Linked DNA regions of Homo sapiens: region 1 is linked to region 2. The links are chromatin contacts, found by Hi-C or POLR2A ChIA-PET in ENCODE. All regions are on one chromosome and are shown on one strand. Each heading gives the region's core, a stretch centred on a gene start or an enhancer-like site at or near the end of the contact. The rest is flanking DNA. Distances are from core to core; before and after follow the strand shown.

Region 1 (6,937 bases), core at 724-3,223, 580 kb before region 2:
TCTGTGCAAAATAAGAGGTGTCTATTTTAAGTTGTAAGTGTGAGCCCACTGCTCTTAAATGAACTGTTTTCATCAAAGTCTTCTCTTGAAACTACAACTCATAGCAGATGAAATCATTTTCTTCCTCTGGCTTCTTAGACAAATCCCTTCCATTTGGTGGGGTAGAGCAAACATAAGTTAGTATTTCTTGGTAAGAGTCTTTCAAAAAAAAAAAAAATAGAATTGAGTGAGCACTTCTTAGTCTAGAAAATATTACATATTGAGGTTAAAAGAGACACCCATGTCTTTCTAATTATCAAAGTCTCTATTTGCCTGAAGTCAGCAGCCCTTTTTCCAGCTACCTAGCCAATAGAAATGAAACTGGACTTCTAGATTTTAGAAACAAAGCCTTGTGTTCTAAAATGTACTAGAATTACATTTCTCTGCATAAATGTTATAAATAGAATACTATCCTAGGACTAAAATTTGTATACTTCCTGTCATTCACACAAAGTCATTTTTTAAAATAGCAAATTACCTCTGAGGAATATTGAAAACTGCCAGCATGGCCCTCCCTGCCTCCACACCCCTAGGTGTGTCAGGGGATGAGAAATAGTAGAGGCTGGGGAAGTAGAATTCTGGGCCAGCTGTGCTGCTCTGCACCCCTCAGTCTCCCCGAACAACGGTTGTTTCAAGCCTGACCTACTTGAGAGCAGACATTGCCACTCACATTGAGCTACCCCAAATTACACAGTGGCTTTGCAGTCGAGGCTAGGCACGGACCACAAAATATATCCTTGATGTCCCACGAGCCCTATTTGAACCCTCAGTTTCCAGAGGTAAAATGCAAATCCACTGTGTTGCTTACTCGATAAAATCAATAACCCCCTCCCATCCGAGATACAATTTAGCATTTTCACATTTACTACGTGCTGCCTCTGACTTTAAACAATTAAATTTTTTTCTTAAAAAAAGGGAAAAGAGACACGTCTTTCACAAGAGTAATTTCAGAATTCTCCAAAAAGCAACAGAGCTTCTGTGGATGTTTTACAATAATTCTTGATTTTAAAATATGGAGAAAATGAATTCTCAGCTTGTTAACACTCATTAGGATTTGCTGCGGAGTACCTTCTACCGCTCAGCACTCTACGTTAACATTTTTAAATATTTTATTTCTTGCAGTTCATGTTTTTCCTAGAGTTATAGGAAGTGCTATGGAAATTCATGCAGATAAAGTCATGTTATGTGTCTACATATAGGTGTATATACACTGTAAGGGAAGCCTGTATAGAATCTCTGATTGTATCAGAATTATAACTTATTTGATAGGCTACATAGACGTGAACATGTTTTGCTCATATCGATTTCAGAGAGAATATTATTTTTATATCCATATATATGATTATATTTCATAGGTAAATACAGTATGTTTCACATATGCACACATAGATTTCCCACTAACTTAAGCGCATTTGCATCTGCAATGAGGGAGACACTAATTTCTTCTAAGGGGAGCAAATCCAATCGCGCGATCAACTTTAGAAACTGCAGATCTGCGCAGGAACCGTTGTCCCTTGTCAGAAAAGTCAGGAGTAAAGGCAGTCCTTTGTTCAAAGGGCCCCAACGGGTTGGTTAGGATGACTCCGTGTGCCACATCACTCGCAGTGGCAATCCAGGGAACGGATCTGTGAAACGAAGCTCGGTGGATCCCACCCCTTTCCTCCAGAGCTTCCCTTTCCTGTCCTTATTTGCACCCGCCCCCCGCCCGCGTCGGTCTGGGGCTTTTGACTTCTCCCCGAACACATTTCCCCTCCCGTCGCTGGGTCCCTGCGATCGCCCCCAGCTGGTGGGGCTCGCGGAGCTCAGGGGAGCGGGGTCCTCTGCGCCGCTGCAGCGCGAGTTAATAAACAGTTAAGTTTGGAAGACTCTGCAGACACGTTGAGGGGGAGTTACCAAGCCCAGGCAGCAAAAACATCCTGGCACATTCCTGGGGAGTCCTCAGCTGCCAGCATCTGATTAGAACCATATCTCTCGCCGGGAGTGGCCGCGCGGCTCCGAAGCTCCCGGCCGGCGGCTATTTAAGCGAGGCCCGCCGCATCCGCTGCGCTGTAGCCTGGAGGCTCCGGGCGCGGGGAAGTCATGCTCGCTTCACGGAGGCAATAGCTAGCCGGTGAGTAGCTTCGAAACCCTTCTTCCCTCTGGCTCCATTTTTTTTTTAAAGATCTCCTTCTCTCCTTTGCTCCCCCTCTCTCACCCCCCCGCCCCCCGCTACCCTTCTTTGAGTACAGACCTTGGGCTGTGGGGAATCTTAGAAATGAGACCCTGTGCTTGGGGAAACCAGCAGTTTTGTGGCCTGACATCTGAGGAATGCTTCCGCGGAATGTATTTACCTTTCGAATCCGACTCCAGATGCCCAGCTTGTGACATTTAACAAACGCCTCCTTTTGTGTCGTGTGTGTGTGTGTGTGTGTGTGTGTGTGTGTGTGTGTGTGTGTGTGTGTGTAAAAGGTCTGCGGGCAGCCCTCCTAGGACACTGAGGTGGCTGCTGACCGCCTAATTAACTCCTCGAAGGGTGTTTATTTTTGCTGTGTGACAAAGGCTGGGGACCTGGCTTGTGCCCATAAGGAGCTTTTTCCTGGTGACTGACAACATATGGCATTAAAATGTGAACTTTTGTCTTACACCGGCATTCCTAAGGAAGTATCTACCCAAGGGACTTAAGAAACTTGTTTTATATCCCCCGGCGCAGGGAGCATGGTTTATATGGTGCTTGCCTGCCTGTTGTAAGCTGGTTAAAAAGATTAAGTAAGAATTCTAAAAAAGGGGGGAAAAATGAATGGGTTAAAACCGTGGAGCCTCAGTCAACATAGCGGTTTTCATAGCATAGAGCTGACTCTGTTATTTGTTTCTGCTGTCTTTCCCTCTTGACTTAATTCTGAGCCTGGAATTCTGGTCCGCAGACAGTTTCAGCAGGGAGCTGAGTCCAAAGGGAAATTCAACTGGATTAAAAACACTTAAGGAATCTGGGTGTTATCTCCACCCCAACCACCCCCCACCTTTTCCCCTTTCTTTTTAGTTTTTGTTTGGAAGGAAGAGAGCCGCTCTGTAAACCGAGAAGAGCAGAAACAAGCTTCCAGACACATGGAAAGACTTAAAAATTATGGAGGGGCGACTTCACGAATAGTAAATGTTGCTATTGCTCTATAAAGTGACTTCATGAAAAAATTTCTGGCCTTAGTCAGGCAAAGCAGGGGCATGGGGGAGAAGGAGGTAAGATATAACTAATGCAAACAGAAGTAATGGGAGTGGAAAGCAGGCATCTACAAAAAATGCCTTTGAGATGTCTGATAAGCCTCTTGGAATGGCTTTGATGAGATGTATACTTGATTGTCCTTACAGTCTTGAGGTTGGCTTCTCACACAAAAGCACCTACTGGCTGTTGGGGAGGAGGGAGCTTGCAGCTACCAAATGGCTTGTCACCATGCTTCTTACCCCAGCAGCCAGACTTTGGGAGGCTACTTTTCTCTGAGCCAGGTGCCCCGCCCACTCCAGGTTCTGTGTCTCCCCTCTTGGAAGGGAGATGGCCCTCAGTGACACTGTAAGAAAGTTTATTGCCTTGAGAATTCGGGAGTATTTGAGTACAATGGGAAAGTCTTCTAGAGAAAGCATGAAGAAGACCTAGTGGTCTTTGCCAATGTGGATTTCTGGGACAGACCACTTCTTCCAAATCCTTAGTCAGTTTCCTCCTAAGGCCAACTAAATTCTTTTTCCTGTTGTTGGTGAATAACTTCCCCCTTCTTTTCCCACTCCCAGCTGGAAGGATCCCTTCTCATCCAAATGACTGACCTAGAAACCAGTCATTTTTCAGCTATGCCCTCCTATGCTTTAATGTATAACCAGAATAAGTAGATGGTAGAGGAATGTCTTCCAACTTTGAGCCCATACACGTATGTATTTGCCATTCTGGGGATCTTTGATCTTGATGGTTGATCTTTACCTGAGGATGTAAGTGAGGGAAGAAAGCACTTGTTACAAACCTTGTCTAATTTGTGAAGGGCAAACTCCAGAGTTTGTGTTTCTGCTAAAGACTTTTATAGTTTCAGATTAAACTGGAAGTCCAAATTCCTGTGCATTAGGCCTGTTTGTTGTCTTTCTCCAAAGGTTGAATGGATTTCACTGGCCTTGTTTGGGTTGAAGGGTACGGCTTTTAAGGCACTTGTTGGCATGAAGGTAGTACAGGGACCTCTGGCAGCTGCTGACCAGCTGTTTGGGGATGATATTTACTGGCCTGCTCAACCAGGCCTCGATTATCTGAAGGTTAAGGGAGCAGGAAGATATCTTCCTTGCTGAGTGCTCCTGGCCAAGCAGGAGGCTTTGCTGTGACATAGGCTCTTATGCTGCTTCATTTCTAACTCTACCCTCATATGTCCATAAACCTAAGTTTGCTACCACTGATATTTCATCTGGATAATTTTGAAGGCTCTGCGTGTTTCTCTTCCTCATTCTTTTGACCTGAGGATTTAATTATTGCTCTTCTTAAAGACAAAGCCAAGATGCTGAAATGCTTGGGAAAGCTGCTGAGAGTGAGCCCTCCTGGGGTTTGAAGTTGTCCTAATGCTCATCAGAACATACCTCCCCAGCTGGAAAGATTCGAAAGCTTACTGGCCAGGAAGGTTTAGGTAACTAACCAAACACATAAGGTTTTTTACCCTTTAGACAGAACCAGAATGGGAACCAGATTGGCAATATGAAACACCTGAGTAACAGGATGTGGTATTTTAAAATTCTCCCTGGCACTGCTATGTAATTCCAAAGTTGAAGCTGTGCCGCTGAATTGCACAAAGGTTGGCCAAAATCATATTTAGGTGAAACAGATTTTTGTTTTGTTTTGTTTTGTTTTGTTTGAGACAGAGTCTCCCTCTGTTGCCCATGCTGGAGTACACTGGCATGAACTTGACCCACTGCAGCCTCTGCCTCCTGGGTTCAAGAGATTCTGTGACCTCAGTCTCCTGATTAGTTGGGATTAGAGGTACCCGCCACCATACCTGGATAATATTTTTTTTTTTTTTTTGTAGTAGTAGTAGAGACGGGGTTTCACCATGTTGGCCAGGCTGGTCTCGAACTCCTGACCTCAAGTGATCCACCCACCTCGGCCTCCCAAAGTGCTGGAATTACAGGCATGAGCCCACCACACCCGGCCAGATGAATCAGATTTAACACCAGATATGTGTCTTTAAAGGAGACCCAACTCATAATATCAGCATATCCTGACTGGATTAACTGGTGGAAATCAGAAGGAAAGCAGACTCCTCAGTCTTTACTTAAAGACAGAAAACAAGCAAATTCCTGGTTAGGGGAACAAATGATGACTGGTACGGACACAGAGGGCTAACATTCAACACTGGCTGCCTCCAACAGGGCACAATTGGATAGTAGTTGAGAACTACCTTCTGAAGTACCATTTCCTGGGTTCAAATCTTAGCTACAGGGTTGCAGGTTACATGGCCTTGGGCACATTCCATAACCTCTCTGTACTTCAGCTTGCTTATCTGGGGAGAATAATAGTACCTACCCCAGGATTGCTGGGAAGACAGCTAATCTAATATACTTGGAATACTTTTTCCCATCTGATTTTGAAGGTTTTGTTTGTTTGTTATTACTCCCCCCTGAACAACTGAATTAAGTGTCTTTGTGAAAACTGAAAGCAAATGGAAAATTTCTTCATGAAAATTGAATACCCTTCACCTACTTGAAAAAGGTTAATTATTCAAGCACTTGATTTTAATAAAGCCAGTGCGTTTGCTTGTGCTCATGCTAGAACAGACAGGGAGTTACTCTCTGTTTTCGTCCTGGAAGCCTGCACTTTGGTTTGGTCAGGCTGACCTCGCTGGTCTCAATTAAGTCCTCCCCACACCCTCTCAGACTCCTGACAGAGAAGGAGCAATCCTTCCCCCTGAAGTCAGCATTGTCACAGAAGGAAGTGGGAAGGGAGGGACCACCCGGATTAAACTGAATGACTAGGCTAGAAATAAAAATTCTTCCGAGTGTGTGCAGGCCCCATACTATCCTTGCCCACATAGCTGGGCAGGTTGCCATGGTTACTCCCCTTCCCGCATCCTTCTACCCTGGAAGGAAGCCTGCCTCTCTAGGGGAAGTAGAATCTGAACAAATTGCTTCCTGGTCTAAAAATGGAAGTTACTAAGTGAAGTAGAATCTCCTCTCTACTTATATCACCCCCTCCAAACTTATTTTAATCCCAATACTTAATTTTCTAACCTTCCTAGTTCTTGCATCATCTAGATAGCAAAACATGAAAGCTTATGAAATTTCTGGAACCTAAAAGTTACTACCTCAATATAGAAGCAGCCTGGCAAGTTTTCCCTACTACATTTGTACTAGCTAGCTAGGGGCAAGTGATTTTTAACTAAGTCAACTGGTAAAAATTCTAAGTGAATGGGGCAGGCTGAGTGAGTGTTACGTTGAAGGTAAACAATGTATGAGGGCTGTCACTTAGATTTTCAGGTAACCATAGAGTAAAGGGAGCAGGTAAATAGGAAGTAACAATCCTAGAATGCTGGATTTGAAGCACCTTTCAACCTAGAAGAAATCTGGATGAGGGAAATATGGTTTAATGTTGTCTCTTGGTAAAAAACTACCCTATTGCTACCTAGCAATATGATGCAAAATGTTAGTCCCAAAAAGACTTTGATCTTTATATGAAAGATGAGCTGCCATACACAAGTTTGCATTTGACAAATTAATTCAGTCTTTCAAAATTGGACATTTAGCTTGATGTGTATTTCACAGCTTGAGGGAACTCATCTAAGACAATAGTTCTCAGAGCTGATTCCCAAACCAGCAGCATCAACATCAGCTGGGGACCTGTCAGAACTGCAAACTCTGGAAGTAGGGCCCATCCAGCTGTATCTAAACTAGCTCTCCACCACGTGATCCAAGA
Region 2 (7,357 bases), core at 1,177-3,676:
ATTTTTTAAGCAATCAAGAAGGATTTTCTCCCCCAGCGAAAGGAGGGCCAAGGCTCACAGTTCCTGTAAGTGAGCAAGACCACACTCACTAAGATTCTCTTCTACTGCAGCCAATGAATGCCCCAGTCCTTTCCCACAAGGAAAATACACACCTTCTTCTTGTTAAATACAGTACCACTGATTCCCCTTTGAAAACCGTAACAGTTCTCCTGATTCGGTTTTGTCCTCAGGACAAAAGGGTTACAAAAACATGAGAGATCCAGGAACACCTCTGCATGTGTTCCTGGTCTGTTCAGGTTAAAGAAAAGGGTAGAGGGGGAAAGAACCAGTGTTTATGTGTTCTCCCCAATGCGGCTCGGGTCCCTGCGGAAGAAACACCCAAGACCAGCCTTTTTCTCTCAAAGCCACCTTTGATACAAAAGGCTTAGCCACACCTGCTGGGACAAACGGGAACTGGGACCAAGATGTAAGTCACAAGGAGGCAATTTACAGCAGAGAACTAGCTCTTCCTACAATAAAATGTGAGGTGGTGAGCTTCCTGCCACTGGAGGCACTGAACAAATGCTACGGGGAAAACAAACTGAGTATTTCCTGAAGATTCTGAATAGAAGGCTGTGTTTGGAGTTTGATGCTTTGAAAGCTCAAGAAATGATTCTCAGACACAGCGGAGTTTGGGGACATCAAGGGCTCTGAGTGCATTTTAAAGCAGCCCAGGAGAGAGACAAAGCAAGACCATAATGAAACACCCCACCCAGTCTTAGAGTTTGAGCTACAGCACGGTGATCATGAGCAGACTCCAAACCCAAATCCTGATACTGTCACCTGCTAGCTGTGTAACCCTAGAAAAGTTACAAAACCTCTTTGGGCCTCAGTTTCCTCAATAAAATATAATAAAAAACTAGTACCCGCCTCACCCGTGAAGCTTAAATGAGCTAGCATATGTCAAGTGCTTAGAATAGGGGCTGGTTCACAGTAAGTATGAACCATTATTATTTGCAGACAAGGAAACTAAGAGGTGATAAGTAGTTTGACCCATGTTCCAAAGTCAGTTTTAATCTTGGGAATAAAACCTAAAAATTTCTTTCTCCTCCATCAGAATTCCTTCTAGCTCAAACTAAGTATCCTACATTCAATTCTATCTTCTCTGCCTTCATAGACCCTTCCATTTACTTCTCTTGAATATCTTGTTCCCAAAGTGTTTTCAAGGCAGGTCTGTTACCAAGCCACTCCATCAGCAGCACCTAGCACTGTGCCTCCCGCAGCAAGGCAGGCAGGATGGATGGACGGATGCAGGCATGCATGGGTAGGTGGATGAAGGGCAGATGAAGAACTATCGAGAAAGGAATCGCGGTGTCAGGGGTAAAGCCCTGGCCTGCGAGAGCCGGGCTCGGATTTCAGTGCCCTCACAGCTAGCCATATGGCCTTGGACAAGTTACTGAACCCCTCCGTGCCTAGGTTTCCAGAATGTAGAGGGCCACTTCCACTCAAGTGGCTGGAGAAGAAGGTAAGCGCCCCGGACGGACGCTATTGCAGAGTCGCCCGGGGATTCCTCTCTCCACCTGTGCTTGAGCTCCTCCCGCTTCTACGCTAGGGACCAGGTGGGAGAGATACACGGATTCCCAGAAAAATGGCTCTCTCAGGTGGGAGTCAAGGGTTACGAGAGGAGAGGTAGGGGAAGCAATGAACTCCTCCACACGATGTGTTGGGAGAGAGGAAAGAGGGATTCAAGTGGGAATTTTCCACTCAACAAACATTCCACCATCATTTGAGAAAAAGGCGCTGGGATGGTGAATTTCAAACAGTCTGAGAAATGGGCGACTCGGCACTGTGCGGCCTGTAAGGAATGAATCATTTAGTTTTCACCCACCAGGTAGGCAGGCCGGGGGCGAGGACCCTCCGAGCGCCGTCCGAGCGCAGGTGGTAGCCCAGCCAAGCAAACGCTGGGCAGAGGCGGCACCGAGGAGGGGAACGGGCTGCTGCACTCCCGGTCGCGTCCAGCCGGGATGGGCTGCGAAGTTGTCGGATTCTTTCCCGCACAGCACGGGGCTCGCCCGTCGGAAAAGCCACCGAGGGCGGCGCAGCGGCAGGGCGCGAGCAGAGCGGGGACGGGCGGGTCGGGGGTACTCACGCCGCGGGCGAAGGGCTCCACGAGCCGGGCCGAGTCCTCGGCGGCGCGTGGGGCGCGGGTGCGGGCTCCGGGGCGGACGTGCAGAGGCGGCCCGGGCCGGGGCTATGAATCAGCTGCGGGGCAAGCGCGGAGGGGCGGGAGTTACTGGAAAACCGCGGGGGAGGGCAGAGGGGTGAGGTCTTTTGCAATTTCCCGTCTTGCTGCGCACTCTTGGCACTCCTGGGACCCACAGGAATTCCCTCCCTTCAGTCCCGGGGGGAGGCGGCCGCGATCCTGGGGGAGGCGCAGCCTCACAACCCGGACTTTGCGGGCGGGCGGGCACTGGTGAGAAGAGGAAGTGGGAGAGGCCTGGGAAGGAAACTTGGAAACCGAAAACTCGGCGGCCGAGGCTCCGTGCCCCGCGCGCAGCGCTGCTCCTGCCCCGGCCAAGGACGCACGGGCCAGCCGGCGGAACCAGAGGTAAGCCGAGTGACCGATGAGGCCTGGGGCTGTGTATCCCACAGGGGCACTTGTCATCCCAACCCAGAGGCCAAACCCGTGAGATCCCCGTCCGAAAATCTTCAGGCAAGAGAAGTCCTTTAACTAAATTTTGGCCGTGTTTCCATTTGGCGTCCAGAGCAACGAAAACGTGTTTGAACCGAATCAAACGGTCCCCATTTTTCCCCTACTCGCGTTCTATCCAGAAACGCCCTGTCCGACAAAGTTTCTTCGGCTACAACAGTCCCGAAACCTTTATTTCCCAATGCTACGACATGCTACACATGGTTTACTTTTCCCCTTAAAAATGCCATCCAATCTTCAACCTTTTTTTTTTTTTTTTTTTGAGACGGCATCTCACTGTGTCACCCAGGCTGGAGTGCAGTGGCGCGATCTCGGCTCACTGTAAGCTCCGCCTCCCGGGTTCACACCATTCTCCTGCCTCAGCCTCCCTAGTAGCTGGGACTACAGACGACCGCCACCACGCCTGGCTAATTTTTCTATGTTTAGTAGAGACGGGGTTTCACCGTGTTAGCCAGGATGGTCTCGATCTCCTGACCTCGTGATCCGCCCGCCTCAGCCTCCCAAAGTGCTGGGATTACAGGCGTCAGCCACTGCGCCCGGCCAAAAATGCCATCCAATCTTTACCGTGTCTGGGCCTTTGAAAGGTGCATTTCACCTCTCTTAGAGGATAACAGGAGCCTTCCGAGGCAGCCTCGGACCGGGAGCTCCCATAGCCTCGCCTGTCTGGATGCCTGACAAATCAGCAGGCAAGGGGCCTTGCTCCAGATCAGCTGAGCCTAGTTTGGTTTGAGTTTGGGGACCCTGGAAAGTATCACAAAAGCAAGGTTGTAGGAGGGGGGTGGGGGAGGGAACCAAGAGTGATCAACAAGTATCGACCATAAACATATCTTAGAATCCTATATTGAATTGACTGGATGACTCAAAATAATGTCAGAATTATTTTAAAATGTTACTTTTGTGTTTGTTCACATATCTGGCTCCTCCCCAATGTCATCCCAAGGAAAGCTGAGAGTCCTTTTGTTTTTTTATTTTTCCTAAAACAAAGGCCTAAAGGCCCTAATACACTTAATACCTAATGGGGCCACAAAGACCATGATGCATAGTAAATATTTGATGATAATAAAATGTATTTTTGTCTCAATAAATGTATGGTCCTTTGCCACACCTCTCATTACTTGAAGAGTTTTAAAGAGTCCATTAGTTTAGCCATCTGCATGGTTATGGAAACTGCCAAGCCCAAGAGTTGGAAAGTCTTTATGATTTTATATTTTACTGAGAAAAAAAATTATTCTTTATAGAAACAGTTAAAAGGGATCTCTCTTCTAGCAAATGAGATGTCAAATAAAAATATTCAGCCCAGTATGAATTTCTAAAAAGTGAGGCTTATTTTGGGCTCCTATTGCAATTGAAGGAGACTGAAGTGTAAAAATTTGGTGCCCACATATAATTTATCTGTTTTTGCACCATTCTAATTTCTTAAATTTATACGTTATTCTAGAATCTAGATGCAGTAGCACCATATAAATTCGCGATTATACCCTTAACAGTGGGTGCACTGGGTCCATAAAGTCAGATCCACCCAAAACCTCCAAATATCAGTTTATTTGGAAATAATGTTTTTGCAGCTTTAATCAAGTTAACCTGAGGTCATATAAGATTAATCCAGTGTCTGCTGTACTTCTGAAAAGGGGGGAATTTGGACACAGACACCCAGAAAGAACACTGTGTGACCACTGAGACAGATCCTGCTTATGCTGACTCAAGCCAAGGAATGGCAAGGTTGCTGACCACCACCAGAAGCTAGGAGAGAGGAACGGAACAGGCTCCCTTTGAACCCCTAAGAAGAAGCTAGCCCTGCCAACATCTTCATTTCAGACTTCTGGCCTCCAGATTGAGAATACATTTCTGTTGTTTTAAGCCACCAAGTTTGTGGTAATGTGTTATGGCAGCCTTAGGAAACTGATACATAGGTTATGTTCCATAAGTTAGTTTTAAACAATTATCCTGAAAATAACTAATAGGAAAAAGATGAAAAATACCAATGGCTTATTAAGCTAAGAGCTAAAATATCCATCCTTGCTTAGTTTTGATAAGATTGTGTGGCCAAGGCACATATTATTCTGCTTCGTTAAACACTCTTTTTATTTTTTTATTTGTGTGTGTGTTTTTATTTTTAATTTATTTATTTATTTATTTATTTAGAGACGGAGTCTTGCTCTGTCACACAGGCTGGAGTGCAGTGGCACGATCTCAGCTCACTGCATGCTCCGCCTCCTGGGTTCACACCATTCTGCCTCAGCCTCCCGAGGAGCTGGAACTACAGGCGCCGGCTACCACGCCCAGCTAATTTTTTTGTATTTTTAGTAGAGACTGGGTTTCACCGTGTTAGCCAGGGTGGCCTCAATCTCCTGACCTCGTGATCCTCCTGCCTTGGCCTCCCAAAGTGCTGGGATTACAGGCGTGAGCCACCGCGCCCGGCCCATTAAACACTCTTTCTTGACGTTCTCTCTTCCTTTTGATTTCAGTAGCAATACTCTCTCCATTCTTCTTTCATTTCCCTGACTTCCTCCTCCCTCATATTTTTGGACTTCTTGTTCTCCACTTGCCCCCTACATGTTGGTGTTTCCCAGGGCCCCAGGGCCCCCTGAATAATCATATTCACATCCAGGATTTCAATGATCACTTGTGCCTTGATGGCTCTCAGCTCTTCCTTTCCATTGCAATGATTTCATCTGCACTCCAGACAGTACTTTGAAATTAGTATGCCCGAATTCAAACTTCAGTTATGCTCACTTGATTTTATTATACTAAGTGAATGGTCCAGCCTTTAACCTTTACTAAGTTAATGGGCCAGCCTTCATTTAGTGTCCTCTGGACACTGAAGTTAAAACCCTGGGAATGATTCTCGATCCATCCTCTTTCATCTTCCATCTTCCATCAGAAAGTCTCATATGTATAACTATTATGGAGGAGGGATTAGTGGAATGTATTGCCAACCTATCTAACTTCTCAGAGGAAAAATAGTTCTATAACTGTCAGGAACATTATATTTGTCTATATCTCTATATCTATGTTTACATACATCTATGAAATCAGCTATGTAAATTGTGAAATATAATTATGATTCTATTTATTCCACTACTGTAAATAGCTATAATTACAAGATGGCAGCATTTTGTTACCAACTGATGGAATTTGAAGGTATCGGGGATTTTGTGAAGAAAGTGACTTCATCACCTAAGCAGTGGATAATGGTTTACAATTACCCTCATCGACAAGTTCTGTAGAATTCTGTTTTGTTGGCATATTATCACATTTGACTCTTTTTAAATGAGACAGGGTCTGTGTCACCCAGGCTGGAATGCAGTGGTGCAGTCTCGGCTCGCTGCAACCTCCGCCTCCTGGGCTCAAGCAATCCTCCCACCTCAGTCCTCCAAGCAGCTGGGACTACAGGCACGCGCCACCATGCTTGGCTAATTTTTGTATGTTTTATAGAGACAGGGTTTTGCCATGTTCTCCAGGCTGGTCTCGAACTCCTAGGCTCAAGTGATTTACCCACCTCAGACTCCCAGATTTCTGGGATTATAGATGTGAGCCACAGTGCCCAGCTGACATTGACATCTTAAAGATTCACTTTTAGGCCTTAACGCGTGCCTCTGTGATTATTATTGGTGGTGATATTGGCCTTATTTCTAAAAAAAAGTTATTGGAAATTAAAATTATTTTGTGGAAATAATTATTTTGTGGAAAGCTAAACAGGTCTTCCAAAAAAAAATTTAATCTGAAATTTATCATAAAGCTTGATTAATTAAAGGACATCTGTTACTGAACTGAACTGGGTCCATTTGCCCACTGTGCAATGGAAAGCCAAACACCAAAACACTCGGTTTTCATAGCATGAAAAATTTATTGCAAGGCTACCAAGCAAGGACACGGGTCTGGCTCAAATCTGTGTCCCCACCTGGCACTTGGGTCAGGTTTTATAGCCAGAGGGTAACAAGGCATGACCTGATTGCATCTTGCAATAAGGTGAGGCTGGGAGGCACCATCTGACTAGATCCTGCCATGAGGTGACACCAGGGCGCAATCTCATTGGATCCTGGATCCTGCCATGTGGTGTCCACTTCTTAATTTAGTGATCCAAGCATTTAGGTTCTGCCCATGGTTGCATTCTTAGTTCATCTGAGCCTCCTCAAGTTACATGACCTTCAACCTGGGGGTCCATGGCAACTAAAAAACAACTCACAGCTTCGCTATATAAATGGTGAACCATAAAGTTGAACCAGCTAATTAACACAGGAACAGAAAACCAAACACTGCATATTCTTATTAGTGGGAGCTAAACATTGAATACACATGGACACAAAGATGGAACAATAGACACCAAAGCCTACTGGAGGGAGGAGGGTGAGGATTGAAAAACTACCTATCAGGTGCTATGCTTATTACCTAGGTAATGAAATAATCTGTACACCAATCCCCTCCTTGACACACAACTTACCCACATAACAAACCTGCACATCTACCCCCTGAACCTAAAATAAAAATTGGAAGAAAAAAAAAAAGTTGAACCAGACTGGTCTGGTGCAGTTACACATCTAACACTTCTAAATATCCAAAAAAGTGGCACTGCAATGACAAAGCAAGATGTTGAGCGTAAGAAGACTATGTGGGACTTTCTCATTTTATCATTTTAGGAATTCCCTATAATTACTTAATGATGAATTG

Evidence for each region. A loop is a pair of places that touch in the nucleus more often than their neighbours do. ChIA-PET counts read pairs that join two places held with the same protein, here RNA polymerase II (POLR2A). Pooled maps may share reads with other maps.
Region 1: a map of Calu3 shows a loop between it and region 2 (9-fold over the local background). The contact joins the promoter of DAB2 here to the promoter of OSMR-DT in region 2. A Hi-C loop is called at or near these places in 2 of 168 maps with a recorded cell type or tissue (Calu3 and ascending aorta) and 4 of 50 pooled maps. POLR2A ChIA-PET finds 5 or more read pairs at or near these places in 2 of 52 experiments (A673 and HepG2).

Annotation. Positions count from the first base shown.
Region 1 is chr5:39,420,016-39,426,952 of GRCh38, reverse strand. DAB2 (DAB adaptor protein 2) reads left to right here and starts at 1,973. Exons shown (of 15, transcript NM_001343.4): 1 at 1,973-2,149.
Region 2 is chr5:38,840,898-38,848,254 of GRCh38, reverse strand. It overlaps OSMR-DT (OSMR divergent transcript), which reads left to right and starts at 2,426. Exons shown (of 4, transcript NR_109951.1): 1 at 2,426-2,587. OSMR (oncostatin M receptor) reads right to left here and starts at 2,243. Exons shown (of 18, transcript NM_003999.3): 1 at 1,868-2,243.